Regions from separate parts of the Homo sapiens genome. Here all the other regions are linked to region 4. The links are chromatin loops, found by intact Hi-C in ENCODE. Cell type or tissue: mammary epithelial cell. All regions are shown on one strand. Each heading gives the region's core, and the rest is flanking DNA. Links, peaks and the distances in the headings are about the cores only. Region 1 has its middle 72 kb from the start of TXLNB. Region 2 overlaps REPS1 (RALBP1 associated Eps domain containing 1). Region 3 overlaps ECT2L (epithelial cell transforming 2 like). Region 4 overlaps ECT2L (epithelial cell transforming 2 like).

What was found. Hi-C counts contacts between places; a loop is a spot of excess contacts. Peaks named below come from ENCODE experiments on the same cell type or tissue, not always from the same donor. Only the 100,000 strongest peaks of a DNase experiment are listed, where the experiment ranks them.
Region 1: a loop joins it to region 4, with 16 times the contacts of the local background. A loop is called at or near these places in 22 of 110 quality-filtered maps.
Region 2: it touches region 4 in a loop (6-fold over the local background); 11 of 110 quality-filtered maps call a loop at or near these places.
Region 3: a loop joins it to region 4, with 3 times the contacts of the local background. A loop is called at or near these places in 3 of 110 quality-filtered maps.

What each region holds. Positions count from the first base shown.
Region 1 is chr6:139,216,822-139,222,972 of GRCh38, forward strand. It overlaps a transcript of TXLNB not described here. Among named protein-coding and RNA genes, the nearest start is that of TXLNB, 72 kb to the right of the region's middle. In mammary epithelial cell, for the core only: a CTCF peak has its summit at 2,559 (motif pointing right); a DNase peak (open chromatin) is centred at 2,650; H3K27ac peaks cover 581 bases.
Region 2 is chr6:138,911,807-138,917,957 of GRCh38, forward strand. REPS1 (RALBP1 associated Eps domain containing 1) reads right to left here. Exons shown (of 20, transcript NM_001286611.2): 13 at 5,749-5,821; 14 at 4,052-4,170; 15 at 2,891-2,955; 16 at 959-1,144. Among named protein-coding and RNA genes, the nearest start is that of REPS1, 73 kb to the right of the region's middle. In mammary epithelial cell, for the core only: no CTCF peak of the experiment used is centred there; no DNase peak of the experiment used is centred there; H3K27ac peaks cover 1,065 bases.
Region 3 is chr6:138,886,516-138,892,666 of GRCh38, forward strand. ECT2L (epithelial cell transforming 2 like) reads left to right here. Exons shown (of 22, transcript NM_001077706.3): 19 at 342-407; 20 at 2,428-2,516. LOC107986650 (a long non-coding RNA gene) reads right to left here. Exons shown (of 2, transcript XR_001744381.2): 2 at 2,360-4,520. Among named protein-coding and RNA genes, the nearest start is that of ECT2L, 94 kb to the left of the region's middle. In mammary epithelial cell, for the core only: no CTCF peak of the experiment used is centred there; a DNase peak (open chromatin) is centred at 2,586; H3K27ac peaks cover 381 bases.
Region 4 is chr6:138,813,463-138,819,613 of GRCh38, forward strand. It overlaps ECT2L (epithelial cell transforming 2 like), which reads left to right. Exons shown (of 22, transcript NM_001077706.3): 4 at 1,029-1,141. Among named protein-coding and RNA genes, the nearest start is that of ECT2L, 20 kb to the left of the region's middle. In mammary epithelial cell, for the core only: a CTCF peak has its summit at 2,778 (motif pointing right); DNase peaks (open chromatin) are centred at 2,809 and 4,559; H3K27ac peaks cover 2,205 bases.

The sequences.
Region 1 (6,151 bases), core at 553-5,552, 400 kb after region 4:
GCAAAGGCATAAGTATGATATAATGGACTTTGGGGACTTGCAGGGAAGAGTTGGAGGGGGTTAGGGATGAAAGACTACATATTGGGTACAGTGTACACTGCTCGGGTGTACCTGATGCACCAAAATCTCAGAAATCACCACTAAAGAACTTATCCACATAACAAAAAACCACGTGTACCCCAAAAACTATTGAAATAAAATAAAAATTCAAACAAAGGGACCTAGATAAGCTACAATGCCTATCCTTAGAACCGTGCAGGTATTTTGGCGAGAATGAGGCCTGGAGTGGTCTCAGAATTTTGTGGAAGGTTCTGAGAGATGTCCAGGGTGGTGTGTGCCTGTTCTCCTAGCAGCAGACCTAATGGCTAAATGTGGACTTGTAGCAGCTGACAGCAGCCTTGCGCTTACACATTTAGTACTTGAAAACCTCCCTTTTGACTGCATCATGGGAATCAAAGAATAAGTCATATAAGAAAAATCTATGAAGTCAGCAGCTGAAAGATTGAGTGGAAACATGTTTGCAAAGCCACTTTGCACAGAAGCTTGCAAAAAGAAGGGAGTCGGGATGTGTAGGAAATATGACAACTGAATATTTATGAGTGAAAATAAGAGCTAATGTAAATATTTAATGCATAATATTTAAATTATTGCCCACTTCAAAACTAAAATCATAGTAAAATACCAGACACTTTAGCAGGATTAACGTCTGCTTCATCCTGCTTCACATATAATTTTCACAGTAGTAGTTTAAGAAATTTTAGCTTAGGCTGGGCGTGGCGGCTCACACCTGTAATCCTGGCACTTTGGGAGGCCAAGGAGGGCAGATCACGAGCTCAGAAGATCGAGACCATCCTGGCTAACGCGGTGAAACCCTGTTTCTACTAAAAAATACAAAAAATTAGCCGGGCACGGTGGCAGTTGCCTGTGATCCCAGCTACTCGGGTGGCTGAGGCAGGAGAATCGCTTGCACCTGGGAGGCGGAGGTGGCAGTAAGCCAAGATGATGCCACTGCACTCCAGCCTGGGCGACAGAGCAAGAGTCTCAAAAAAAAAAAAAAAAAAAAAAAGAAAAAGAAATTTTAGCTTAGTTTGTGAATATTGCAATCAGTCTTAAAGCTATGAACATTGTGTCCAACATGACACTGATTTGCCCATTTCCAATAATTTGTATTTACCTGGTCTCTCCTTTTAGAGGAGGAGTCACACCTGCATAACTCATTAGACTATGATTGGATGGCAGCTGTACACGGTGGCTGAAGCATTAGTGTCTTTCAGTATGGTAGGGTCCCCTTTAGGGTGTTCAGCTTCTGCTGCTCAGCAGCAAATGTGTGACCAATTCAGTATGTGTTGGGTTCTCGACTTAATAGGGTGCTTAATTACTAACTTACATAAGCAAGTACAAGTACGTTTGTATGTATGCACATATTTAAGTAAGGTTTTCTGATGTTATTAGACACCAAAAACATATAAAATATACTTTATTAATAATTGTCAGAAATGTGCTATTAACACACATAGATGAGTTTGTGAATACTGCAAAAAGATTTAGCACTTTGAGAGTTGTCCAGGTAAGATTTTCCAAGAGGAAGGCCAAGCAGATACTTAGGGCATCTGCAAAGCAGCAATTTTGTGAAGAAGATTCCAAATATAGGCCAGGCGTGGTGGCTCACACCTGTAATCCCAGCACTTTGGGAGGCCAAGGTGGGTGGATCATCTGAGGTCAGGAGTTCGAGACCAGCCTGACCAACAAGGTGAAACCCTGTCTCTACTAAATACAAAAAATTAGCCAGGCATGGTGGAGCATGCCTGTAATCCCAGCTACTTGGGAGGCCGAGGGAGGAGAATCGCTTGAACCTGGGAGGTGGAGGTTGCAGTAAGCTGAGATTGCACCATTGCACTTTAGCCTGGGTGGCAGAGCAAAACTCTGTCTAAAAAAAAAAGATTCCATAATATTATTTGTTAATTGATGATTTATAAAAACCCAAAAAACCATTGAAGAAGTCATCATGGCTTCTGGATCTCAGCTTGGCAACAGCAGCAATGGAACCCATGGGAAAATAGAAAGCTGGTTCCCCCAAATTCCATCCCTGGAGATATACTCTCTGTGGTGTAAATTGTGGCTGAGTTCTTTGAGTATATTTTGTCAATTGTGGAATACTGGTATAGGTTCGTTATCTTTCTATTGCTTGTCTAGTGTAGTTCATTCATACTTCTATCCCGGTGCCTCACCCACTGTCTAGCACAGGGTAAGTACTCACTAATTGTATTCAATGTTCAACTCCACAATTGCTGGCTTGCCCATTTCTCACTGAAGTGGGATACAGCCTGGATCCCAACTGCAATTTGGTTTCATTTGTTCAGAGAAAAATAAACTTCCTTGAGACTTTTTCAGCCTAACAGTGGTAAACAATCACTCAAGTTGGCAGAAGAGGAGGCCTACTTAATCACTGTACAAAGGTGGTTTTCAGTCCAGTTGCTGGGTATACAGTCCTGCCAGATTTAGTGACAAGCAGGCCTGAGCTGACCAAGTCACTGGCTACATCTCCAGCGGTTCAGTAGGTGGCACTGCTGTTCTCTCTGTGCAGAAGCTGGCAGCCGCACGGAGGCTGTATGTTTGGGCAAGCAGGAATGCAAATCATCAGCTCAAAGCAGCCTTTCTGGGCAAGCAGCAACACAAACCCATTATCAGTGCGGTGGCAGCTGCTGCTGTTTGTCCCTGCTTGCAGGCAGTTTCAGAGTGAGGGCCTTTGGAATGTGACCATGAGACTGGAGACGTCAGGAAGCGAAGCCACTGGGCTAAAATAAGCAGGTTAGGAGTCAGTTATCTGGTTCCCCACAGATGTGTCTGGGAGCAGCTGGGAGGCTGAGACGGCAGGCAGGCCTTTCCTTCTTATAACTCTGGGCTGGAAAATCTCATCAATATGGAAAACTCTCTAAAGACCCATCTTGAAACCAAGTCAGCAAAAATCTAGAGTATCTTGAACTGGTGGCAGAATTATATTTGTTATACCTATGAGCTGGCTTTTCCTGGTCAGTCTTGATTTCTAATGTTCTGTTTTCTTGCTGATATAAGAGTATTAGGCTTTGTCCAACTGCATTTTCACTTGCGGTTTAGAAAATATGGTCACCGTAATTACCCTTCATTTCCTGACAGCTGAATCTCAACTGATATTATGGACTGACTGTGTCCCCCTCAAATTCATATGTTGAAATCCTTACTCTCAAACTGATGGTATTAGGAAGTGGGGCCTTTGGGTGATAATTAGATCATGGGGGTGGACCCCTCATGAATGGGATTAGTGCCCTTATAGAAGAGACCTCAGAGAGATCTTTTGCCCCTTCTGCCATGTGAAGTCACCATGAGAAGATGGCTGTCTATGAAGAAGCAGATCTCCCACACACTGAATCTGCTGGTACCTTGATACTGGACTTCTCAGCCTCTAGTACTGCAAGAAATAAATTTCTGTTGTTTGTAAGCCACCCCGTCTATGGTATTTTGTTATAGAAGCCTGAACAGACTATTTAATTTCTATTTAATTCAAACTTCTCACACAAAGTGATGGGAAACCACAAGTCACTGGGATTTGTTTTTTGCTAGTACTTTAGTTTATGGGGTGAATATCTGCCATTTTAGTGAATCCTTGTATACCATCCAAAGGGAGGCAGGAGTGAGGTAGCCATGAGTCTCTCAAATTTAAGTGGATACAAAGTAGCTCCTCGGAGAGCTGGATCCATATGTGTGTCATCATATCTGCGTCTGACAAATGCCTGGCATATGTGCTGCCCCTTCCCCTCCTTCTAGGGTTGGCGTTATTAACTTATTGTGGCACACTTTCCTTCCAGACCAGTTTTGGTCTCAGACAGATTCTTTGGCACATAGGATAAAACTTACTTGCCCAGTTTCAACCGTGGTTGACCTTTAATATTTGCATTATATCAGATAATGATAAAGGTCAAAATCTTAGCTAAAATAACAAACCTGGTCCTCCATAGCTGGCTCTTAAATAAAACAGAAACTCAGAGGAGCCGAAATCATAGAGCCCAAATACTAGAGCTCAAAGGAAATACGATGCATCTTCAGAATCTCAAGATAATGAAATTGATGCTCAAGAGACAAGCTGGATGGGAATTCTGCTTCTTGTAAGGGTAGAATCAGTTGTTGCAGGGTAACCCTGCATCCAAGAACTAGGAGAACTTGATAAAACAGGTAGAATGTCTGTTGGAAGGCACTGGAGAGCTAGCTAGGCAACAAAAACTTGAAATGGTCAAGAAAAGCAAAAAGAGAAATGAAGTAACATTGGGACTGGTTTTCCCCTTGAACGCTCTTGCAAATATGCAACCTGTGACTGAGAGGATGAGACGCTAAGCAAAGCATCCCACAGTTTCATGGGGCATCAGAAACAAAAATTGGATTTTAGAGCTAGTTAATGGTTTAGGGCCCTGGCAAACACTCCATGCTTTTAGTTGGGACCCTCAAACAATTACACTGCAGAAAATAAAGTTCCCTAAAAAGTCTGAAGCCCAACTTCAAATCACCTCAGTTTATGATTGGGTAAGATAATTGGTTCCATCTTAACTGCCTGCTGGAAGCTAAAATAAGTACTCTCTTCAGGAAGATAACACTTTCCAGAGATTTAAATCATCTCCATTTTTCTTTCTTTCTTTTTTTTTCTCCAGAAACTGCCCTGCATTCGAACAAAAAATATCTGGTATATCTCTAGGCAAAATTGCTGAAAACCAAGGTAAAAAACACTTAAGATATCCAGATATTGCAATGATCGGACGTGGAGTTTAAGATAATGATGATTTGTACATTCAATAAATTAAATGATGAGATAGAGCATTGTACAAGAAAACTGGAAACTATAAAAAAATAAGATACAATGTCTAAAACTGGAAAATATTATAGCTGAAATTAAGAACTCAATGGATTGGTATAACAGTGGCTTAGATATAATTGAAGAGAGAATGATCATAAACTGGATGATGAATCAGAAGATAGGAGTAAAGGATTAGATGGCGTTAAAATGTTCTAAGGCTTTGCTTTGGCCAGGAAGTGGCAAAATAATATTTTTCATTAGACTTTAATAAGTCAGAGATGAATGTTGAAATGCCTATGGTATCCACTAAAAGCTTAAGGAAAGATTGAATAACTAAAAATAGCTAACAGAGAGGGGAATATAATAAAAATATATAATCCAAAGTCCAAAAAAATTTAAAAAGAAAGGAATAAAAATAAACATAAAACAGATGGCACAAGTATAAAATAAATAGCAAGGTGGTGAGTTTAATTTTATACATATGAATCAAAATCTCTAATTAGAAGACAAAAATTGTCAGACTAGATAAAGCAAACAACATAAAACAAGACTCTATATTGTACAGAAGTACATATTGCAAATTCAAATAATTTGGGAAAATTGAAAATAAAAGTGTGGAGAAAGATACAGCATGAAAATATTAACCACAAGAAAGCTCATGTTTATATCAGCTTATATCATGTTTATATCATGTTTATATAAGCTCATACTTATATCACACAAAGTGGATTTTAAGGCAATAAGCAATACTACAGATAAAAATAGATATTTCATAATAAAGTGGCCAATCCAACATAAAGATATCGCTAGTATAAATTTTTATACACCTAATAATAAGACAATACCTGATAGAACAAAATGGAGACATATAAAAATCTACAATGGGCTGGGTGCAGTGGCTCACTTCTGTAATCCTAGCACTTTGGGAAGCCGAGGCAGGTGAATCACCTGAAGTCAGGAGTTTGAGACCAGCCTGGCCAACATGGCAAAACCTTGTCTCTACTAAAAATACAAAATTAGCCGGGCCTGGTGGCACACACCTGTAATCTCAGCTACTCCAGAGGCTGAGGCAGGAGAATCGCTTAGAACCCGGGAGGTGGAGATCGCAGTGAGCCGAGATTGCGCCACTGCACTCCAGCCTGGGTGACAAAGCAAGACTCTATCTCAAAACACAACAACAATAACAACAAAAACAAAAACTACACTGATAGTAAGAGCTTTAACTGATAGGACCAAATTTATTGGTCAATGGACCAAAAACTGGTCAATATTTTGGTCAATGGACCAAAAATAAATAAACAAATGAAGAATCAACAGGGTTAAAGAAGATTT
Region 2 (6,151 bases), core at 391-5,390, 99 kb after region 4:
GGACGAGGATGCAGCTATGTAATAGATGTGTGAGGGAGAGGAGGACAGGCGAGGATGCAGGTCATAAATGTGTGAGGGAGAGGAGGACGGGGTGAGGATGCAGCCACTGCACCGAACCTCTAAGTGGTTAGTCTGGGAAGTCTTCGTGGTTGGGAGAAGGGAGGCATCCACCCAGGGGAGTGAGTACGGTACCCTGTGCACACCTCTACATGCCCACTCTGACCCTCCTAGATGCAGCCCAGTCCCCTAATGGGCACGGCAGAAAGTTGTAGGTTTTAAAAGGGAGCTAGTAGGAAATTTTCCATGGCTATGACCTATAAGAAAGAGATTGCAGAATTCCTCTGGTCTCTCCAACTCCACATTTATGCTCAGCAATTTAGGTCAGAGATTCCTAGAGAGGTTCTTGCCATTGGAACTACAATAGAATATCCTAGAACACTGTGAATATTAAATTTTGGTATCCTATAGTCTTTGCTTAACTAAGGCAACTTACTCTCATACAAATTTTAAATGCTTTAATTAGAAGTTTGGCTGAAATTTGTTTTTAGTTAAAGTTGTAATTAGATCTAAAAGTTACATATAGTGAAATTCCCCTTGGGGAAAAGTTGCAATGAGTGGAGCTATGGTAACCATGGCCTCTTATGACAGGGAAATCTTCACCAAATCACACAGACAGATGCTTAGCATTAAGATGGAAACCCCCAAAGCAGCGTTTTAGCCACGGCCAGGCGGTGGTGTCTTTGCATGTGATATCAATCCCCCACCCCCACCAGACTCTGATACTTAGTAAGCATTACACTGCAACCAGCAGATATTGGAGGCCAATAAAAAAGATGAGAAGCACTGACCCAGGGAATATTTTACTCACTGATGTCCCCTCTAATATCTGCTCTGTTGACACAACATGGTATGGGAAGTGACTGCCTGCAGAAAATTAGCCAAGCCCTCGAAAACTGACCGGCAGGACTTCTGGATGTTTCTCGGCTTCATCATCTTGTTCGTCGTTTACATTTGATGCAGCAAATACTTCAAACTGACTGAAATCTGCAAAATTTGGTTGCTCTGGTATCTGCTGAGGTGAGGTACTAGTGTGAGTTATGAGGCCATCGGCATCCACTGGGCGATGCACAGCAGGACCAGGAGCCTGTGCAATGGTTCAGAACAGAGGAACACACATTCTATCAGCCTATCAGTGTCACAGAGTCATCTTCTTCTTCTTCGAAAACTTAGTATATAAAGATGACCTGTTTTATTATCTGTAAGTTCAGAGAGGTGTATTATAGTAACATTTAGCTCTAAAGAAATGATTAAACCATAAGTGAAAAGCTAAGACACTAAAAAAAAAATTAAGATGATAAACCTCCAATAAAAAGATATTTTTTTTCAAAAACTGTATTGCAAAGAAAGTACAATGAAGGAGAGGGTAGGTCTGGCCCTACCCCCATTCTCCACTTGCATGTGTTTTTTTCTTAATTGGACTAATGCACAATAGTTTCTTCCTTAAATAAGTTATTTTTTTTTAATGTTTCACTGTTTCTTAAAAAGCTTGCTCTAAAAAGTGTGAAAACCACTGCTCTATCCTCCCAACATGTCAGGAACACTTCCCTTCAATTCATCTTCCACTCCTTTGCCAGCCAGACCAATGCTGCTCCATCTTCAGTCTAAAAATATGTTTACTGAATATGTACTTGTGAACAAAACAAATGAGGCCCACTTATACTCTAATAAAGCTGACAGTCCGGAGCAGGAGAAGAGAATAAGTAAATAAGAAATTAAAATAGAGTGTGAGATGTTTTATGACAAAGGAAGTAAAGGATACTAAAGAAAGAAATCTGAAGTCTCTTCCCTTTAAAAATTCTTCATCTCCTCTAAGAAAAAGTCTATCCTTCTTACTACGATATGGACAGCTTCATTTCTCATCACTCCACACATCTACTCCTGTTGTGCTGAACTAACTTGTTTTCCCCTGAGGAATGTGCCAGGCTTAACACAAACCTCCATCGCTTTGTGGATGTCATACCTTCGGTTTGGAATACCTTTTCCCCAATAAATTCCACTTTATCTTTCAAGTCCCTGCTAAGTCTCATTCCTTCATTTCATGTATAATGTGATCCTTAACTTTAGCCACTAAGGCTGTCCCAAAGCATTTTATAAATGTCTACTACAGCACTCTAATTTTGATGTGGAAGGGATGCAGAGGTCATTATACTTCCTTAACTCATGTGGTAAACACATCCAGAGAGATGCAGTGAGGTTATTTAGGGGTATTTTGTTTTGTTTTGAGACAGGGTCTCACTCTGTCATCCAGGCTGGAGTGCAGTGGTGCAATTACAGCTCACTGCAGCCTTGATCTCCCAGGCTCAAGAGATCCTCCCACCTCAGCCTCCCAAGTAGCTGGGACTACAGGTGCACACCACCACACCCAGCTAATTTTTTTGTTTTGTTTTTAGAGATGGGGGTCTCACTATGTTGTCCAGGCTGGTCTGGAACTCCTGGGCTTGAGAAATCCTACTGCCTTAGCCTCCCAAAGTGCTGCAATTACAGGTGTGAACCACTGCACCCAGCCTGGTGAAGTGATTTTGTGAGTCACTGCTAGACCCAGGACATTAATGGATATTTCCTATCTCCCAATCCATTGTTGTTTCCACTAAACTCTTCTCTGTCAAGACATTATCATTTGTTTCACTTTTAAGGCTCTTTCAAAAAATAACTCAGATCATTCTTGAAATGTGCATCTTTCAAAATGAGATTCAGCCTCACTGAATTAAATGCTCATTAAAGATTACCAACAGATCATTCCTGACCTTCCAAATAATTTGAGAATAGAATTAAATACCTAGCAGGCAAAGTGATCATGGGACATTTAGTAATAAATACCTTGGAGAATTACCTGTGAGGGCTGTGGTCTTGGAGGCACTGCAGGAGGATGGGCAACAACTCCAGCCTGTTGTTGTCCTGCATGAATACAAAAGTTCTTCTTTTTAGTAACTGTATAATCACTTTGTTAATAGAAGAAATAGGCTGAATGAATGTGACTACATGATAAAGATTTCTAAGAATGTTTGTTAAGTATTAGAAGGCAAGTACTAACTTGTTACATGGTCTGTATGTAACCTAAAGACCAAATCTCACAGCCTTTCATCAGATCTCACTTTGCTTCTTACCTCTATTACATGAAGCCCTCCTGGCATACTCCTGCCTATTCCCATAATAGCAAACAATCTTGATTTTCTTCGTGTATCTCTGACTGCTGTTTAGGTATCAAATGAAAACTTCCAAATTTTCCCTTTCACTTAACACTTCACTTTTCCTCACCATTCTAAACTCACAGTGACTAAAACATAACTTCATCATCCTCTGCCCTAACTTTTCTATTTTAACCAAGGTAACAACAATACTGCCAGTTCTTCAAAAATTAAAAACCTGGGTAAGTTATGACTCTTCTTCTTCATCAGCCAAATTGAGACCTATCAGTTCCCACCCCCCCAACCCCTTAATATCACAACACCGTTCTTTTAAAATTTCCTGTGACATCTCTCAGGTTCCCATCTTCATTATTTGCACTCAAACACACTTTAAGTAGTCATTAAGAAAAGAAATTGCCTCTCATCTGCTGTCTTTTAATCCAAAATTTTCCTTCAGATAATTTTTTTTTTTTTTTTTGGAGACAGGGTCTCACTCTGTCACCCAGGCTGGAGTGCAGTGATGCAATCTTGGCTCACTGCAACCTCTGCTTCCCAGGTTCAAGGGACTCTCCCACCTCAGCCTCCCGAGTAGCTGGGACCACAGACATGCATCACTACATCCGGCTAATTTTTGTATTTTTAGTAGAGATGGGGTTTCACCATGTTGGCCAGGCTGGTCTCGAACTCATAACCTCAAGTGATCTGCCTGCCCCTCAAAGTGCTGGGATTACAGGCATGAGCAACCACACTCGACCAGATAAATATTTTTAAAAGACATGTAATAGAAACAAAAATAAAATGTGTATGTGTGTTGGATTAACTTTAAAATTAAATGATAATGTATATTATGGTTCTCTAGCCCCTACCTGTGGTGACTGTAAAGGTCCGATTCATATCTAAAGATGATGATCTAGAATGAGAGGGCTGTGGCCTTGGAGGGGGAGGTGGTGGTGCAGTGTTATCAGGCGACGTTCCTGAATGAGACCTGCAAAATTCACCCCATGATAATTGGTCATACTACTGATATCAGAGCTTTTTTCTTTTTAAACATTTACACTTGGCTAAGCAGCAAAGGATCTTATTAGCATGACATTTTCTCAACACTCAAGTATGTAAGTGTTACAATAAATTAAGATAGCACTGTTTATGATGTACCCTAAACAACTGATTATTTTATGTGGCTAACAATTTTTTTAATAAAGTTATTAAGCAAAATTTCTTTTTTTCTTTTTTTTTTTTTTTTTTTTTTGAGACAGTCTCACTCTGTTGCCCAGGCTGGAGTGCAGTGACACCATTTTGGCTCACTGCAACCTCCGCCTCCTGGGTTCAAGCGATTCTCCTGCTTCAGCCTCCCAAGTAACTGGGATTACAGGCGCATGCTACCATGCCCGGCTAATTTTTGTATTTTTAGTAGAGACGGAGTTTCACCATGTTGGCCAGGCTGGTCTCGAACTCCTGACTTCAGGTGATCCGCCCACCTTAGCCTCCCAAAGTGCTAGGATTACAGAAGTGCTCGGCCTCAAAAATTTTGAAAAGAAACTTAGTTGTCAACATGATTTCATAATAGACTGCATACTTAGTGTTACGCTTTCCCATTCAATTAAAAGTAATAATAGTCTGAAAAAAAATAATTGTATAAAGGAAAGTCTACTTTCAGATATGGTTAGCTTTCAACCTATTAAGTTCTGGATTTTGGTAAGCTGAAGTACCCTTTCATGTGTCCGCAGAGGCCATCTCATTTTAGAGGTGACTATGCTCAAACTCAACTCGCCCTAGAGATTCACTTCTTTGCTACCAAAGTCTTTCATATTCTGAAAAGAGTCTCCAAGGCCTCTGGTAATCTGATCTGCATATATGGGAATAAACAGCAGAGTAAAATCCAAGATGACTGAGAATGCTAAGAAACACAGGAAGAACTACATGAAGAATCAGAAAGGAAGACAAGCAGCCTTCTGACTCTAAGCTGCTTGGAGATTCTGCATCCTCGCTACATCCACTGGGCACACAGCAAAATGATACTCAACACGTGCAAAAAGTGAGGAGAGAAAGATGCTTCTGTCCTGCACACAGCTTTTAGTGGATGGTAAAGCCCTTGCAGACAAATCTCTAGCCTCCTCCACCCTATCCCACACCCTTCTTGTTTGTGCCTGAAAGGTTATATGTAACGCAGAACTTCAGGGTGGGGAGGTGGCCCACCACTGGGCTGTGCTTTTGGATGGTGTTTTAAAACACAGAATTCTTTTGGTACTTACCATAAGGCTATACATGTATTACTTGACAGATTCTCGTTGTTTAGGTACAAAAAGGACTTATAAAACTTCTATCGTCAAGAAGTTATCACCTCTTTTTAGAGCTTCCACAACATACCATTTAGAAAGTCAGGGTTCTTTTTGTTTTTCTATTCAAGTTGGAAAGGATCAAAATTACTTGTCTTTTACATAAATCAAAAAGTAACCTAACAGCTTTCAGAGAACAAAATCATTTGTGCTTGGTTCTAAATAGTTTTAAACATTAAAACGCAGCAAGATAGTTTAACATGCTTTTCATTGACAGAAATACTGACCTTTGACGAGTTACATTGCTCCCGATCTGTTCTGGGTCAGAAGTAAAAGAGTCTGAACTACTGTAACCATCTGCTGATAAATGGGATATGTCCTATTTAATAATAATCATTTCTTTACTTTTTGCTCTATCTACTCCAAACAAATATAAGTGATATGCTGTTTCAAGCCAGAGATAGTCAAAGATTGGCTAATAGGCTAACAGTTCATCCTAGTGTTATTAACTGTAAAAAATTAACTACAAATAAATCATGGCATATTTACACAGTAGACAAAGCAAGTTATAGTCTAGAAAAAATAATGAATACTTAATGATGCAGAAATATTCAAAATAAGTCACAAAATAGTACATATACAATGTGGCCCTCCAAATCTGTGGTTCTGTATCTGTAGGTTCCACAGCTG
Region 3 (6,151 bases), core at 681-5,680, 74 kb after region 4:
TCCCACCTCAGCCTCTTGAGTAGCTGGGACCACAGGCAGGCGCCACCATGCTTGGCTCTTTTTTTGGCTTTTTTAAAATGTGTGTAGAGATGAGGTTTCACCACTTTGCCCAGGCTGGTCTTGAACTCCTGAGCTCAAGCCATCAGCCCACCTCAGCCTCCCAAATTGCTGGGATTACAGACGAAAGTCACTACACCCGGCCCAGAAATTTGAAACTTTCTATTATAACATATGAAAATACCAAGCCCTGTATCAAGCGCCATAAAATATTTTAATCTATTTCTTTTATGAATAAAAATGTCACAATTTTAGTTTGCCTAAAAGTACTTTTTTTCCCCTAGATGAAGCAAAACATCACTATGAAGGATCATCTGTCAGATATACAGAGAATCATCTGGGGATGCCCTGTATGTATTCTTAGGAACTTGCTGTATCTCATGCTCATGAATACAACCTCCAGTCTTTTGCAAAAGGAGACCTACAGATCCCAAGGCAGCTAGTATTTGTGGAATGCCTGCTACGTGCCAGGCACTGCCATGCTCTCCCATTTCACATCCTTGTTACCTGCAAGGTTGCTCTATAAGAAGGGGCACAAGTGAGCTTGCCCCTATCCCATAACTTTTTGGCAGTCTTTGCTCCTTTATTGGTATTACTGTGATCACAATGCCCTGTGAGGAAAGGGGCCATGTGTTCTACTTGTTTTCTTTTCTTTAATTTTTTTTTTTTTTTGAGACCGAGTCTCACACTGTCGCCCAGGCTGGAGTGCAGTGGCACAATCTCAGCTCACTGCAAGCTCCACCTCCCGGGTTCACACCATTCTCCTTCCCCAGCCTCCCGAGTAGCTGGGACTACAGGTGTCCACCACCACGCCCAGCTAATTTTTTGTATTTTTAGTAGAGATGGGGTTTCACCGTGTTAGCCAGGATAGTCTCGATCTCCTGACCTTGTGATCTGCCCGCCTCGGCCTCCCAGTGCTGGGATTACAGGCGTGAGCCACCACGCCCAGCCATGTTCTACTTGTTTTCTATCTCCCTGCATATGATACCTGGTGCAGGATTCTGCACCCTGATGGTATCTGAACAAGCTTTAGAAGGCCTGTGTTAGCGACGTGTTAACCTATAGAATTTCATCTGGCCCCACCCTCCCTTATCTCTTACAGTTTTCCTGACTTCCTTATAATCATACCACACAGATCCACTCACGATTCTCTAATGTTAACCTCTTTTCACACATTTGTGCTTTGTGCATACTCTTTCTTCTCTGAAATTGCTTTTCTTTCCTATTTCACTGGATAAACCCCTATTCATTCTATAAAAATCTAGTTCAATCATCATATCCTTTGCAAAGTTTCCCCCAGCATTTCCAGCTGTCAGCGGCTTCTTTGTAGGGATTTTGCATCCTGAACATTCCTGTTACATTTTACTGCAATCCTTTATTCATGAAACTGGGAGCTCCATCATGTGTGAGCTATGATTTACTTGCCTTCTCATGTCTGGCACATAAGAGGAGCTCAGGATGTGAGTTACGTTGAATTAAAGTATCAATTGATTAGAAATGTTATTTTTATTTAGTCAAATTGGGGAAGCAAGATGAAGTTGTTTTGTCATAATTTTGGTCTGGACATTTTGTAGGGAAAGATAATTGAGGTTGATTGGTTTGCAAAGATCCAAATTCTTGAAACTCAGAGTCTACAAAACTCTCTCTGGATCACTGTTCACACCAAGAGCTCATCCCCATGACTAGATCAATATAAAGGCTTGACTTCTTATTCTGTACCAATTCATTCACTTCTTTTTCTTTTCTTTTTTTTTTTTTTTTTGAGATGGAGTCTCACTCTGTTGCCCAGGCTGGAGTGCAGTGGCACGATCTCGGCTCACTGCAACCTCTGCCTCCAGGGTTCAAGCAATTCTCCTGCCTCCCAAGTAGCTAGGACTACCGGCATGCACCACCACACCTGGCTAATTTTTTTTGTATTTTTAATAGAGACAGGGTTTCACCATGTTGGCCAGGCTGGTCTCCAACTCCTGACCTCAGGTGATCCACCCACCTCGGCCTTCCAAAGTGCTGGGATTACAGGCATGAGCCACCGCGCCCAGCCTACTTCTTTTTCTTAATAGCTACCTTCTTATCCCCCAACCCCCAACTTTGTTTTTGATATTAGGAAAGCACTTACAAATAAAACTATCATGTCAGCAGTTTTAAAACTTTGACAAAGATTACTTTTTTCCCCTTAAATATAGTTTTCTTTGTCAATACTGTGGTCTTTCTAAGAAAACCTGTTTCATAAACAGTGAAAATATTCACTTTTTCATACTTGAACTGTGTTTTAGTTAACATTTGCATATTCTGAGATATAAAATGGTTTGCAGTAGTAATTTTATTTAAAAAAATTTATATGTACTTCTAATTTTGTTTTTGATTTTACAGACTCTATCAGAAGTAAACAGATATCTGATTAGGGTACAAGATGTAGCCCAACTTCATTGCTGTGATGAAGAAATAAGTTTCTCTTTAAGGTAAACAATAGTTAACTATCCTAAGGCTGTGGACACCTTCCAAGCAGGTGACTGTCTTACTCATCCTGTAGCTCCAGCATTCAGTACAATGTCTGACACAGTAGGTTTGAAATGAATCTATGCATTGGACTGAAAAGTTACAGAGGACTCCCTCTGAGATAGTGTAGGGTATTTTATCACCATGTTCACATTCCAGCCAGCTACTGGATAGAATGGGAGAAATAAATTGTCCCTGCCAGGACCACAAACTCCACATAAGCAGGCATTCTAAAGGTTGGTCACTTTTCTTTTTTCTTTTTCTTTTTTTTTTTGAGATGGAGTCTCACTCACTGCCGCCCAGGCTGGAGTGCAGTGGCGCAATCTCGGCTCACAGCAACCTCCGCCTCCAAGCTATTCTCCTGCGTCAGCCTTCCAAGTAGCTGAGATTACAGGCACCCGTCACCATGCCCAGCTAATTTTTGTATTTTTAGTAGTGATGGGGTTTCACCATGTTGGCCAGGTTGGTCTCAAACTCTTGATCTCCAGTGGTCCACCTGCCTTGGCCTCCCAAAGTGCTGGGATTACAGGCATGAGCCACTGCACCCGGCCACTTTTCTACTTAGCTAAGCTCCAAGTGTTGTGGGATTTTCACACCAATGATCTGCTCAAATGTAAGAAAGAGAGGACCAATTTATTATCCTCAGATAGTTATTGAGGTCAGTTTTTAAAAAGACCTTACAGTATTTAGTTTGCACAATGCTCAGAGTAGTGTAAGAAAAAAAAGATGGAAGGATGCTAATTTTTATAAATTAGTATCCCCTTTACTCCTTTAGAACAAGGATGGGCAAACTTTTCTGTAAAGGTTCACATAGTAAATATTTCAGATTTTGCTGGCCAAATGATATCTGTGGCAACTACCCAACTTTGCTATTGTAAAACAAAAGCAGCTCTATCAATGACACAACACATAACAAGTAATACACTATTCATAAACAGTACAAGATATAAATGAACAAACATGACTATGTTCCAATTAAACTTCATTTACAAGAACAGGTGTGGGCCATAGTGTGGTGATATCTGCTTTAGAAAACTGTTCATCAAACTATGAATAAAATAGAAATAAAATAAATAACAAAATAATTAATAGAATCAAATAAAATTCTATTCTCAAACATTCTTCCTTTCTTTACATAAGTTTGATTTTCAGTATTAATGACAAAGAGTGATTCAGCAAACAGCAACCAAAGGGAGGGGAATTAACTCCTTTAATTTGTTCAACTCCAATAAATGTAATAAAAATTGATTTGTTATTTCAATGAATATTTCAACAAATGTTCCTCAAAGGCACAGGGTAGCAGGGTAGGTGGAAGAAATCAGTCCCCTCACCTCCATCCTTACCTAGACTAGATCTTAAATGAAAATCAAATCACACAATATGTCACTTTTCTCATTGTCATGACATTTTTGTTTTCTTTGATCTTTTTTTTTTTTTTTTTTTTTTTTTTTTGGTCAGTAGCAATAGAAAACAGCTACAATGATGGAAAGAAACTAGCTACCAAACCAGCAATTCTAAACACACTGGTTTGGTAGAAGACATTCTATGATGATTCCAGTTTTTGATTATTAGATTATTCTACATTCATGTATTCCTTCTCAAACACTCTTCCTTTCTTTACATAAGTTTGATTTTCTATATCATTTTTCTTCTCTCTGCAGAACTTCTTTTAACATTTCTTAATGTTCTACTAGGGTCAATGAATTCTCTCAAATTTTTTGTGTGTAAAAAATTTATTGTTTGAAGGCAATTTTGCTGGATACAGAATTCTAGGTTGGTGGTTTTTTCTTTTAACACTTTCCTTATTTCATTCCACACTCTTCTTACTTACATGGTTTCTGAAGAGAAGTCCAGTGTAATTTTTATCCTTTTTCCTCTATAGGTAATAGAAGCCAACAATAAAATTCTAGGCCTCCCAATCGACTGAATGGACTCCTCCTCTCGGCCAAGGGGATTCCAAAGTAAACCTGAAAAATGAGTTCAGGCCATGATAGGAAGGGGGGATTGGATATGCCTCATTATACTCTCCTCCCTTAAGAATTCAGGCACAACTGACCAAAATTAACATTGAAACAGAGATCTTAAGACTGATAAAATGAACTCCTTGTAGAAGTAAGATACCAAATTCTAACCCAACTCTAGTATAGTATCACATGGCAGATAGCAGACCCTGCAATAAATCATAGTTTACCTCAAAATATATTTATTTGACATGTTTTGAAATGGCCCTGCAAAGTCATCTCTTTTGGGGAAAATCTCCGTTTTGTAGAGAATCTCCTCTTTCCAGGTCTTTTCCTGATCCAGGAGAGATTCAGCTGAGAGTATGTTATCTTTTAAGGTCTGATAAGAGACATTTACCATCTATTCTCCCTGAAGCCTGCTACCTGGAGGCTTCATCTACATAAGAACACTGGTCTCCACAATCTCTTATCTAAAGCCAGATACTCCTTTCTACTGATTCCAGATCTTTAGATAAACTTAACTCTTTCAACCAATTGCCAATCAAAAAATCTTTTGAATCCCCCCCATGACCTGGAAGCCCCTAATTCAAGCTGTCCCATCTTTCTGGATCAAATGAATGTATACCTTACATATATTGATTGATGTTTGCCTGTAACTTCTATCCCCGTAAAATGTATAAAATCAAGCTGTAACCCAACCATCTTGGGCACATTTTCTCAGGACTTCTTGAGACTGTGACTCAGGCCCTGGTCACCCATATTTGGCTCAGAATAAATCTATTTTACACAGTTTGACTCTTTGTTGACAGTAAGGTGGGTTTATGTTTTTGTATTCTCTGAAATGACGAAGACTTTCTCTTTTATTTTCTACATCTGAATGTATTATGCCTAGATGTAGACTTTTTTTAAAATCCTGTTTTGTGTTCTCTGAGCTTCCTGGACCTATGGTTTGCTGTCAGTAATTTTGTAAAATCTCCAGTCATTATTACTCCAGATATTTCTTCTGTCTCTCTTCATCTGGTATTCCCATTATGCATATGATTTGCCTTTTGTAACTGTCCCTATTACTTGGATATTCTGTTCTTTCCCCTGGTGGTCCCTACCCGATACCCCTACTTTGTCCCTGGTCTTTTTTCTGCTTTTCAGCTTGGTAAGCTTCTGTTGACATATCTTCAAGCTCACTGATTCTTTCCTCAGCTGTGTCCAGTGTATTAATGACCCCACCAAAGGCATTCATTTCTGTTATATTTATTTCTGGTATTATCTTTTCTTTCTTAGAGTTTTGGTCTCTCTTCTTACATTACCTGTCTGTTCTTGCACGTTGTCTACTTTTTCCATTAAAGCCCTTAACATATTAATCATATTTAAGTTTCTGCTCTGATAATTCCAAAATCTCTACTATATCTGAGCCTAGTTTTGATGCTTGCCCTGTCTCTTCAGTCTGTGTATTTTGCCTCTTAGTACCCCTTATAATTTTTTTGAAACAGAGTGTGTCACTCTGTCACCCAGGCTGGAGTGCAGTGGTGCAATCTAGGCTCACTGCAGCCTCTGCCTCCTGGGTTCCAGCAATTCTCCTGCCTCAGGCTTCTAGGTAGCTGGGATTACAGGCACGTGCCACCACGTCTGGCTAATTTTTG
Region 4 (6,151 bases), core at 114-5,113:
TTAAACAAAAATAAACTTAGCTTTGTCCCAAAGACAGTCTCTTCTCACCCCAGTTCTCATCTCCTACCTTAAGGGAGGCTCCAGATGGCCTCCCCTTCCACTCAGTACCTCCAGGAACAAAATAGAGACCTCTAGGACACACAGTTGCTGTAGATAGGGAAGGAGGTGAGAAGGTGATTTTGGTGGTGGGGGCTGGGAGTATTCATGCTTGTGTTCCTCTGTATTTGTAATCCTCTCTTCCCTCCTGTGCCAACTGGATGGTTCCATGTGGCCTGGGGATGCCTCTCCTATTTTAAGGTAATTCAGGAAGTCGTCATTTAATGGCCTATGGTGGCTCTGGCAATAGAGAAGGCAAACTGGGTGCTCTTGTGAGTTCAGCCTCATTCACCAGAGAAGGAGACTAGACCAGGCTGGGACTAAAGCCTGACCTATGATAATAACAGTGAGTTTGTTATCTCTATCTGAGCAAAGCTGGACCGAAACGCAGGTTTGGGGGACTCTGGTCCTTAATGTATGTCTTCCCTAGAGACATGTCTCTGTTGGCTATTTAGCGATACTTACTTTCATCTTGGTGGGTGCTATAAAGATCCAGGGTTGTGAGTTAGTGAAGTTATACCTACCTCAAATGGTTCTGTTTTCACAATTAAATGAGTGTAGCCCGTATATGTTTTCAAAATGAAATGTGTGGACTCTGTTTCCCTAGGCCACATTAGCCTAGGTAGAAACAAGATCCAGGAATCATTACCTCTTTGTTTTCCAGAGGCCCTTCTTGGGCCCCTCTATAATTACATCACTGCCAGTCTTTCCCATCAACCCACCCAACAAGCCTGGGCCTGTCAGTATCCCTGGGTAAAAAGTTTAACCTGAAAGGAGAGACCTTTCTCTCTATATGTGAAAGCGCTCTGTGAACTGTAATGCACTCTGCAAATATTAGCTGTGAGGTTGCTGGTAGATTGTCTAAAGATTGCTTAGCAATTAAAAACAATGAACTGTACAGCAAATGTCACTTCCTCCCCTCCCCCTTATAGCTCTTTCAGGAAAGAGTGGCTCTTATAAGTCATTGGTTTGACCTCTGGACTAACAAGCAACGTCAAGAATTCTTATTCGCAATTTTTTTAAGATGCACTAAATCACAATTAAGGTAAATGTAGCCTAATGATGTAATTAACATTGATTCTTAAAGAAAACCGTATATAAATGTTTATATAACCTTTAAGAGATTTTTTGTTCCTAGGGAGAAAAAAAAACAAGGTAATTGATATTTTAAGGTTTATAAACAGACTTTTCCAGTGCCTGCTTTTGCCTTGAGGCTGAAGTGAAGCCGTGGGGAGGATTTAATGCTTTCATACTATGGTGGGACTGTTTCATGTTGGCAAAAACACAATGGCTTCAGTCAGTGAATTTTTAACATTCTCTTAGCATATTAAATTTTCCTTGGAACCATCAGACAGACAATATATTGCAAATGGATGTCTGGGACATAGGTAGGCATAATCATTAAATGAATGGATGGATCTACAAAATATATGACAAGTGACAGTGGTTGAAACATTTAGGAATATGGGCAAGACTTATACAGCCCTAGTCAAGGATTACGAAGAGGGTTCTCTTTCTCTTTCTTCCCCTTCCCTCATGTTATGTCTGTAATTTACTTTAAAACACTCAGCACAGATGGTGTGACATCTGTGAGTTGAAGTTATGCCCAGGGTCAGCTCCTGTTCTGGTCAGGAATGAATACCCTAGGGGTCATTAGCCAGCTCTAGATTGGAAGGTCACAATACCTGAGTTATTAGATACTTTACTAATTAGCATAGCAAATATCAGACATTATTCTCAAAACAACCCGTGGCTTGTTAACCAGCCAGATGAATGTTAGAAACGGATTCTCTTTCGTGAAATTCAAGATATGTGTGGACTGACCGAAATATTCTAGAGAGCCCTCCAGCTTGCCTGGGTGTGGTTGAAGAATCCAGCCAGGCTGGTAGCAGGTACGTGGCAGGATGGTTTTCCAGCCCTCAATGCCAGATAAAAAGCCTTATGTTAGTCTGGAGGATTTCTGGTAGCCCGAGGCCAACAATGAGGGTAAAAATAATAGAATACTATTTCTGAAACATTGTCCTTTTGAATGAATCTTTTGCCCAGAGGAGAAAGAGCTGGGACTTCATCAGTCCTACAGAGGAGACTGTGTGAAGTTGTTTGGGCTTATTTACTAATGTTTGTTTAGAAAAACTCTAGGTATGGCATCATTTGATGTTAGGTACTTTCACTAGAACTTGGTGGTGAGGTTGCAGGAGAGGGTAACCTTCGGATGTCTTAGATACCCAGCAAAAATATCTGAGAGTGGTGCATGATCAAATTGGCATATTTTAGGTGGAGTACTTGCTTCCTGTTCTTTCTTACATGTTTTCCTGCCAGTCTCTTTTGATCAGCCATTTTTTCTCTCCTCCTCACCTGTCAGCTACTCCTGCATCTGTGGGTGCAAAGCAGATTGTTAACGGACTCTCCCCATGGAGTCACTGGAAGGAGACAGGCATCTTCCTGGCTCTGTTGAAAGAGGCTGCAAAGACAGGGCACAGATAAACAGGCCCTTCAGTCAATGTTGAAAAATCAGGGGGAAGACATTTTATGATAGTCATTGGCTATGTTTCTTTTTACTCCAACTTTGCAGCTTTCAAGATAAGAAAATAACAGACCAGACCTCACATTTATAACCACTTTGTGCATCATGTTCTAGGCTCACGTATCATAAACCAGGCAATTTTAGTTGTGACCACTGGAGGTCATTAGAGATCTTATGGTATATTTTGAAGCAGCTTAACTCAGGCCTGACTTTTTGTCACTGGAAATTGCATCCTTTGTCCGGTAACTGAATTCTTTTTTCTGTGAGACAAGAATATAAAACTAACCTGTTCAGTGAAAGTACTTTTTTTTTTTGTTTGTTTGTTTGTTTTTGGATAGCAGCAGCATTTCTTCAGAGAGCAGACTGTATTTCATAGTTTCATGAATGTTAGTATAAATTTCCTTTAAACATTTTTTTTTTGAGATGGAGTCTTGCTCTGTCGCCCAGGCTGGAGTGCAGTGGCGCGATCTCAGCTCACTGCAAGCTCTGCCCCCGGGGTTCATGCCATTCTCCTGCCTCAGCCTCCTGAGTAGCTGGGACTACAGGCGCCCACCACCACGCCCAGCTACTTTTTTTGTATTTTTAGTAGAGATGGGGTTTCACCGTGTTAGCCAGGATGGTCTCGATCTCCTGATCTCATGATCTGCCTGCCTCGGCCTCCCAAAGTGCTGGGATTACAGGCATGAGCCGCCGCGCCCGGCCTAAACATCTTTATTGAGATATAATTCACATACAATAAAAATCACCCATTTACGGGTACAATTCAGTGGTTCCGGTACATTCACAGAGTTGTGTGATCATCATCACATGTTAAGTTTAGACCATTTCATCATCCCACAAAGAACCCCCCTACCCATTAACAGTAACTTCTCATCTCCATCCCTCTAGATCTGGGCAAACACAAATCTGCTTTCTGTCTCTATAAATTTGCCTATTCTGGACTTTTCGTATAAATGGAATTAGACAGTATGTGGTCTTTTGTGACTGGCTTCTTTCACATATTATAACGTTCTCAAGGTTCATCCATTTTGTTACACATGTCAGTACTTCTTTCCTTTATTGCCAAATATTATCCCATTGTATGGATGTGCCATATTTTATTTATCCACTCCTCAGTTGATTATTGTAAATAATTATTATAAATAGTGCTGCTATGAACATCTGTGTCCAAGTTTTGCATAGAGATGTTTTATTTCTCTTAGCTATACATATAGGAGTGGAATTGCTGGGTCCAATGGTAGTGCAATCAATTTTTAATTATTAAGCATTTCTTTTGGATCATTTATTCCTGTAGTCTTGCTTACCCAATAACTGTAAATAAATTAATAAATGAAAGAAATTAGTATTATTTGAATACTTGAAATGTTTATATGTAAGCTAGGCTATATTTGTGCAATACCTTTCTTTCAAGGTAGAGAGGCCATTGTTTTAGATGGTTTTATAATTTCCAAATAATTTTGTTTTAATTCAGTCAGTTATAAACAGGGTATTGCAATATTGGTGGAAACTGTCAACACAATTTTCTTTTAAAAAATTATTCATAATCTCTATGAGATATATTCAAATATCTTAGAGTTTTCTTTCCTGGCCTAATAAGTATTCCCTAGTAAGTTTTAAGATGATTTCCTAAGTGGAATTTTATGATATTTAAGACATTTTTTAAAGGTTTAGCTTCTTAAACCATCCCTCTGGCAAACTAAAATGTCCCTTCTCCTGGGAAGACTTCTCTGCTGGTCTTTCATGCCTAGCAACTTTATACCTCAATTGTGGCTTTTCTTGGTATGTTATGGCCCCGTGTCGTCCACATGACTAATGGTTTCCAGTGATGTCTTTCCCCTACCACTTGACTAGGTTGACCTTTCCTGTGACTCCTTAAAGGAAACTGGGCTGCTTGTGTCTGTTACACTCAGAGAAACCCGTGAGGAGTTTGAATCAGTCCCCTTGCCACACTGGTGGAACCGGTTTTGAATTGCCTCTGCTTAGTGCCTGGTAATTCCTCAAACAAAGGCCTTTGGTTCCAGAGCCAGAGCTGCTCAAACTTGCAGCTTTCCTGGATGGGTGGGGCAGCATTCATGCAACTGCATTCCCTAGAGGGGGAATGCATTGACCCAGGTGTGTATGTGCGTGTGCGTGTGAGATCATAAACAGCCCATGAAGGATTCACTCTCGTCACTTGTCTCCATCAGAGCAGACTTGAAATGGGGTTGGAGGGCAGAAAAATATCCACCAAGGTGTATTAAGAGAGAACAGCCCCCTCTCCCACTTCATTACCCCCTCTTCCATTCTTCCCACGCAGCCTGTGAGGGCTCACTTGAGGACGTCTGTCTCAGCTGTGATCTGTGAGGCAATCTGGTGTGCAGTTTTTCAGAGACAACATACTCCTAGGTTAATTTTAAATATAGAGCAGCCATGTCACTCTCAGTTACTGAATGTCCATTTAAAAGGAGAGTATTTCTGTGTGGAGATGGTAAAGAGGTTAAAGAAGAAAACATCGAATGAAACTTGCTGAAGACAGTAAGGCGGACGTTACTGAGAACCTTGGAGATAGCTACAGGGACTGCTGCATGGGGTCACGGGAGAGAGATTGGGCTCAACTTCAAATGCAGCATGGGCGGATAGCCAAGGAGCAGGATGGGGCTCAATGGATGGAAAATTACTCGAGGAAACATCAGGGGTAAGCGGGGATCTGAATACACTGACCCAACAGGACTCTCGCTGATGACAGGCCAGGGTGCTCAGACAACACCTGGGGGAGGGTGGAGGATGAGGAACCTGACAAGATATCCGGGGGTGGGGGGTTCTTCCTAAACTGACTTAACAGGGCTCTTTACTAAAGCAGAATTTTATAAGGAAGTGCACAGGTGGGCCAAGGGGAAGTTTCAGAAGCTTGACTAAAGTTTGGTCAAGCAGAGAATCTTTGTCAGAGAGGAGAGGGGAGTATTCAAAGTGAAAGTGTACACTTGTATCTAAAACGACTGTTTTCTAAATATCCAAGGCAAGTCTGGAAATTTGAGTCATCTTCACTTCCTTCCCCTTTGCCCAGTATTCTGCACATGTTCCTGCCCTTCTACCTGCATGGGCTGGTTAAGGATAACTGTATGAAATATTAGCATTTGCAATTGGGATGGTTTTTAGAGGTGGATGATGCTTAAAAAAAAAAAAAAAAAAAGGAAATCATTGCGTTTTAAAAGGAAGGGAGAAAGCAGAAAGCCAAAGCTCTTTTTTTTTGTGTGGATGGAGGGAAGGTTATTGGCCTATATTAGGCAACATCCACTGGCTTGAAGTTCTCACTCCCATTTTGTGAGTGTGTGGAGCTGCTCTCCCCTCCTTTCTCATGTTGAGCTTCTCTGTCTACCGCTTGACACCACCTGACACTATGTGACATGCAGGACTTGTTTATTTGCTGTCTGCCTACCCCATTAGAATGATGGCTCCATGATAGCAAAGACTTTGGTGACTCTTTTCATCTCTAGCACTTAGAGCCATACCAGGCACATAGCAGCCACTCAATAAATGCTTGTTGAATGAATT